Linked DNA regions of Homo sapiens: region 1 is linked to region 2. Evidence: chromatin loops called from intact Hi-C (ENCODE). Cell type or tissue: A673. All regions are shown on one strand. Links, peaks and the distances in the headings refer to the core of each region. The heading gives the core; the rest is flanking DNA. Region 1 overlaps GBF1 (golgi brefeldin A resistant guanine nucleotide exchange factor 1). Region 2 has its middle 17 kb from the start of NOLC1.

Region 1 (2,912 bases), core at 142-2,641, 170 kb before region 2:
GAGACGGGGTATCTCCATGTTTGTCAGGCTGGTCTCAAACTCCCAACCTCAGGTAATCCGCCTGCCTTGGCCTACCAAAGTGCTGGGATTACAGGTGTAAGCCACCGCACCCAGCCGAGGCTCTGTGTGTAACCCTCACACAGCATACAATTCAGTCAATGGACTAGTCTCACTCCTATCAATAGCCAGATATATGATACCCAAGACCTTCATCTGTCAAATTAGATAGTTGAAATCGGCTGGGCGCAGTGGCTCACACCTCTAATCCCAGCACTTTGGGAGGCCGAGGTGAGTGGATCACTTGAGGTCACGAGTTTCAGATCAGCCTGGCCAACATAGTGAAACCATGTCTCTAATAAAAATACAAAAAAAATTAGCCTGGTGTGGTGGCACGTGCCTGTAATCTCAGCTACTTTGGAGGCTGAGGCATGAGAATTGCTTCAACCTGGGAGGCAGAGGCTACAGTGAGCCGAGACTGCACCACTGCACTCCAGCCTGGGTGACAGAAGGAGACTCTGTCTCAAAAAAAAAAAAAAAAAAAAAGAAGAAGGTTGTTGGAATCTATGACTGCTAAGATATGTTCATTCCAGTACTTTCATTTGGTAAGTCAGTGCTTTATAGAAACCTACTGATGAAAAACTAGAAGGGTTAAACTTTTTAATGAGCCCACCAGGAACCTTCATTATCATGTCACTTCCCTACCTCTTCCAAAAAAGAGAATCATGATATATAAAGTTAACTTTCCTTAAAGAGTTTTGTCTAGGGAGAACAAGAGTTTTGCTCTCTAGGTTCAACTGTTGATTGCCAGGAGCATAAGAGAAGCTCTAACAGGAGCAACTCTGCAACAAGTGGGGTTGGGGGCAAGTTGAACTCCTAGTGGGGCATCACTAGTAAGGATATTTCTTTCTTTCTTTCTTTCTTTTTGAGACAGAGTCTTGCTCTGTCACCCAGGCTGGAGTGCAGTGGTGTGATCTCGGTTCACTGCAACCTCTGCCTCCTGGGTTCAAGCGATTCTCCTGCCTCAGCCTCCCAGGTAGCTGGGATTACAGGCATGTACCACCAGGCCCAGCTAATTTTTATATTTTTAGTAGAGATGGGGTTTCTTCATGTTGGCCAGGCTGGTCTCAAACTGCACTCCTGACCTCAGGTGGTCCACCTGTCTCAGCCTCCCAAAGTGCTGTGATTACAGGCGTGAGTCTCCACGTCCAGCCTTTAGTAAGGATATTTCTAATTTAAGGGGTAACTTTTTGTAAACATGTAATTTAAAAACAAACAAATTTGAATTTATAATCCTGGTGAGATGTTCAGATGGTTATCTAGAATAGTGCTTGTCAAATTATCTGTGATGAAGAGCAGTTTTTTCTTCTTTATGTCAATCCACTGCAGACCCATAGTTTTTTTTTTTTTTTTTGAGGCGGAGTCTCGCTCTGTCGCCCAGGCTGGAGTGCAGTGGCGAGATCTTGGCTCACTGCAAGCTCCCCCACGCACCATTCTTCCACCTCAGCCCCCCGAGTACCTGGGACTACAGGCGCCCACCACCATGCCCGGCTAACTTTTTGTATTTTTAGTAGAGATGGGGTTTCGCCGCGTTAGCCAGGATGGTCTCGACCTCCTGACCTCGTGATCCGCCCACCTCGGCCTCCCAAAGTGCTGGGATTACAGACGTGAGCCACCTCGCCCAGCCCGTGCAGACCCATAGTTTTATAAAATACAGTTAATTACTAGAAAAATTTTAAAAACATAAAGTCCAATTTTTTTATTACTAGAATCAACATACATGTAACTACTGTCACATTGTTATAAAATTTTTAAAATACTTTCAACTTCTGTATATATCTCTTTGTGTATAAGCAGCAGTTTGTAGGCTGCATCAGTTTTCTAGGGAACTGTTACTCAGAGATTAAACCATACCCTACAAAAATAAGTCATAATTTTTGACTGTTCAGGAAAATCCTCCAAATCCTAGGATATTACAGCTAAAATAGGGCCTGAAAATAATTTATAATGAGGTAACTGAGATTTAGGGAAGTTAAGTAATTTGTACAAGGCCAGTTAGTATTGGAACCAGGACTAGAAGCTAAGGGCTCTAGGTAGAATCATGGGCTTTCGTGGACGATTCAAATCCCAGTTCTGCAACTTAATAGCTATGTGACTTTAATTACTTAAGTGTTCTGGGTCTCTAATTTTATTACTTGTAAATGGGTATTAGATAATTTAAATAAATTACATTTAAAATAAATAATAATAGCAACTAACATTCACTGAGCGTATACTATGTGCCAGGCATGGTATTAAGCAATTTACACACTATCTCATTTGATGCATGTAAAACACTTGGTACAATGCATGGAATAAAGTGTATAATAAAGATAACTAAGATATTGTTCTAGTTTTTAGCTCTAGAGTCACAGCAGTCCAGTGTTCTCTATATTGTATACCAGTTCATTTCTTTCTTTTTTTTTTTTCTTTTTTTTTTTTTTTGAGACAAAGTCTCGCTCTGTCACCAGGCTAGAGTGCAGTGGAGTGATCTTGGCTCACTGCAACCTCCACCTCCCCGGTTCAAGTAATTCTCCTGGCTCAGCCTCCCGAGTAGCTGGGACTACAGGCACATGCCACCACACCCAGCTAATTTTTGTATTTTCTAGTAGAGATGGGATTTCACCATGTTGGCCAAGATGGTTTTGATCTCCTGACCTTGTGATCTGCCTGCCTCGGCCTCCCAAAGTGCTGGGATTACAGGCATGAGCCACTGCACCTGGCCACCAGTTCATTTCTTAAGATTTAAGTAAATATATATATAAAAATTCTACCTTTGACTCCTAAACCATAAAACAAACACAAGTTAAGGATAAATACTGAGATAACGGGTGGTTGATATTTACGGTACAATTTGGGATAGCACTTTTAATTTC
Region 2 (2,912 bases), core at 320-2,819:
CCCGGGAGGCGGAGCTTGCAGTGAGCGGAGATCAGGCCACTGCACTCCAGACTGGGCGACAGAGCCAGACTCCGTCTCAAAAAAAAAAAAGTTACATGGTCATGCTATCCATGAGGAAGTCCCACCACCACATGGGTCAGCTGCCCCTATTACATGCTCTCATAGCTCTGTACAACCTGCCTTCACACACTGAAGTTTGTATTTACACATTTATTTGTGAGGATTAATATTTTTGTCCCTCACTAGTCGGACAAACTTTTTGTCTTTTTTGAGTAAACAAAACTTTTTTTGAGTAAACTTTGATTGCTGGAACTGTGTTTTTTGTTCATTCAGGATTGTATCTGCAACAGCTACCACACAGGATCACATGTCATGTACCTGGCGCATGGCAGCCACTCATATTTTCTGAATGGATGAATTTTTGCTGAATGGATAAATTTCTGTTTGGCAGGCTAATTTCTTGAAATACTCTGTACTTCCTCTGCCACTTGGAAGTATCCACTTCCAAGGCGGAAGCCTGGCATTTGTTCTCCTCAATCCTGAGCTCCTTGAGATTATGCTGGGAGAGGAGGGAAGAGAGAGGAGAGAGGAGAAGGCATCAAAGCCTCTGAGCTCCCAGACCTAGGAAGAACACAGGCCCGCAATTTCCATCAGCAGTGGGATCTGCAGCCGGTCACCCTTGCAGGAGCCCGAAGGCCCTGCCAGGACCTGGAGGTAGGGTTGGGGTTCCACGGGGAACATTAATCTTCTACAAGCCATGTTGCCTGCCACTGGCTTTCAGGTATCAGGTAACCTCTCATGGATAACCAGTACAGACCAGAGACCAGAAAACCTCCCTTCTCGGCCGGGCGCGGTGCCTCACGCCTGTAATCCCAGCACTTTGGGAGACCGAGGCGGGCAGATCATGAGGTCAGGAGATGGAGAGCACGGTGAAACCCCGTCTCTACTAAAAAATACAAAAAAATTAGCTGGGCGCCGTAGCGGGCGCCTGTAGTCCCAGCTACTCGGGAGGCTGAGGCAGGAGAATGGCGTGAACCCAGGAGGCAGAGCTTGCAGTGAGCCGAGATGGCACCACAGCACTCCAGCCTGGGCGACAGAGCGAGACTCTGTCTCAAAACAAACAAACAAACAAACAAACAAAAAACCCCTTCTCTAATTTCCAAAACTAAAGAGCCTCAGATGAGGGCCTGTGTCTTATTCATCTGTGTATCCAAAGGCTCACAGTGGGCTCTTCAAGGTGTTTTTTTTTTTTTTTGAGACGGAGTCTCGCTCTGTCGCCCAGGCTGGAGTGCAGTGGCGCTATCTCGGCTCACTGCAAGCTCCGCCTCCCGGGCTCACGCCATTCTCCTGCCTCAGCCTCCCGAGTAGCTGGGACTATATAGGCGCCCGCCACGGCGCCCCGCTAATTTTTTGTATTTTTAGTAGAGACGGGGTTTCACTGTGTTAACCAGGTTGGTCTCGATCGGCTGACCTCGTGATCCGCCCGCCTCCGCCTCCCAAAGTGCTGGGATTACAGGCGTGAGCCACTGCGCCCGGCTCTTCAAGTTTGTTGAATAGCACTGGAGTAAGTAAGGAGTTAAGCTTCTATTTAAGTCCAGCCCAGCTCCCTAAACAGGGGGGCAACATCGCCACCTACTGGCCCCATCGGTAACTGCAGACAGGCTCTGCAGGAGGGATTTGAGAACTTCGTGGTCCGGCAGAAATAGTGCTTTCACCGCAACCGGATTAGTGCCAGGAGTATTGTATTAGACTATCAAATCTCCTAACATACTCAGGTGGACAAAATAAAGTACTAATTCCTAACTTAGGTACAAAAGGCCATTGACATTGAACTCTCAGTGAAATTTCGCAGTATCTTGCCCCCACCTCCCGCACACCTCTGCTTGACCCATTCTAACAGCCCTCTTCTCCCACTGGAAAAGGCACTCTTCCTTACACGGTATGCACTTTTCTCGCTCCTGGCAAACTGCAGCTGTCTTCAGAATCCTAGGCCACCATCAGCCAAGTCTTTTCTTCTTCTTCTTCTTCTTTTTTTTTTTTTTTTTTTTTGAGACAGAGTTTCACTTTGTTGCCCAGGCTGGAGTGCAGTGGCACGATCTTGGCTCACTGCAACCTCCGCCTTCCGGTTTCAAGCGATTCTCCTGTCTCAGTTTCCTGAGTAGCTGGGATTACAGGCGCCTGCCACCACACCTGGCTAATTTTTTGTATTTTTAGTAGAGACGAGGTTTCACTATGTTGACCAGGCTGGTCTCGAACTCCTGACCTCGTGATCTGCCTGCCTCGGCCTCCCAAAGTGCTGGGATTACAGGTGTGAGCCACCACACCGGGCCAAGCCAAGTATTTTCTTGCTTGTACCCTTAGGGGTGCTACTCTGACCTTCAGTTTGGGACAGAACTCAGCTCAGTGCACAGAAACCATTCCCATGCCTGACTTTCCCCATTAGACACTGAGCTCTCTGGGAGTTCTATGACGAGTACATAGCAGGTTCACAAAGACTATTGAATACAGGTAGCTCCATGTTTGGACATACAGAGACCTGTGTTCTTGTCTCAATGTGCCACTAAGTTGCAGTTTCATCAACCCTAAGTAAATCATTTGATACTCAGGGCTGTTTCCGTAGTGGTTTTCAACTAGGGGCAATTTTCCTTCCCAGAAAATATTTGGCAATGCCTGGAGCCGTTTTTGGTTGTCACAACTAGGGGAAACTATTGGCATGCAGTGTTAGAGGCCAGGGACGCTGCCACACATCCTACAACACACAGGACAGTCCTCAAAAGCAAAGACTTACCTGGCCCCAAATGGAATGATCTACTCGATACCCACCTAACAGGGTTGCAGTAAGGCTACACCGGGCGAAGGGCAAGCCCCCAACAGGGCATTAGGAAGTCTCCTGCCTGTGTCCATGAAGCATG

The links. Peaks named below come from ENCODE experiments on the same cell type or tissue, not always from the same donor. Only the 100,000 strongest peaks of a DNase experiment are listed, where the experiment ranks them.
Region 1: a loop joins it to region 2, with 4 times the contacts of the local background. A loop is called at or near these places in 15 of 110 quality-filtered maps.

Annotation. Positions count from the first base shown.
Region 1 is chr10:102,335,869-102,338,780 of GRCh38, reverse strand. All of the region lies in intron 3 of GBF1 (golgi brefeldin A resistant guanine nucleotide exchange factor 1), which reads right to left. Among named protein-coding and RNA genes, the nearest start is that of NFKB2, 58 kb to the left of the region's middle. In A673, for the core only: no CTCF peak of the experiment used is centred there; no DNase peak of the experiment used is centred there.
Region 2 is chr10:102,168,321-102,171,232 of GRCh38, reverse strand. No RefSeq gene overlaps it. Among named protein-coding and RNA genes, the nearest start is that of NOLC1, 17 kb to the right of the region's middle. In A673, for the core only: a CTCF peak has its summit at 1,638 (motif pointing left); a DNase peak (open chromatin) is centred at 1,602; H3K4me3 peaks cover 420 bases; H3K27ac peaks cover 761 bases.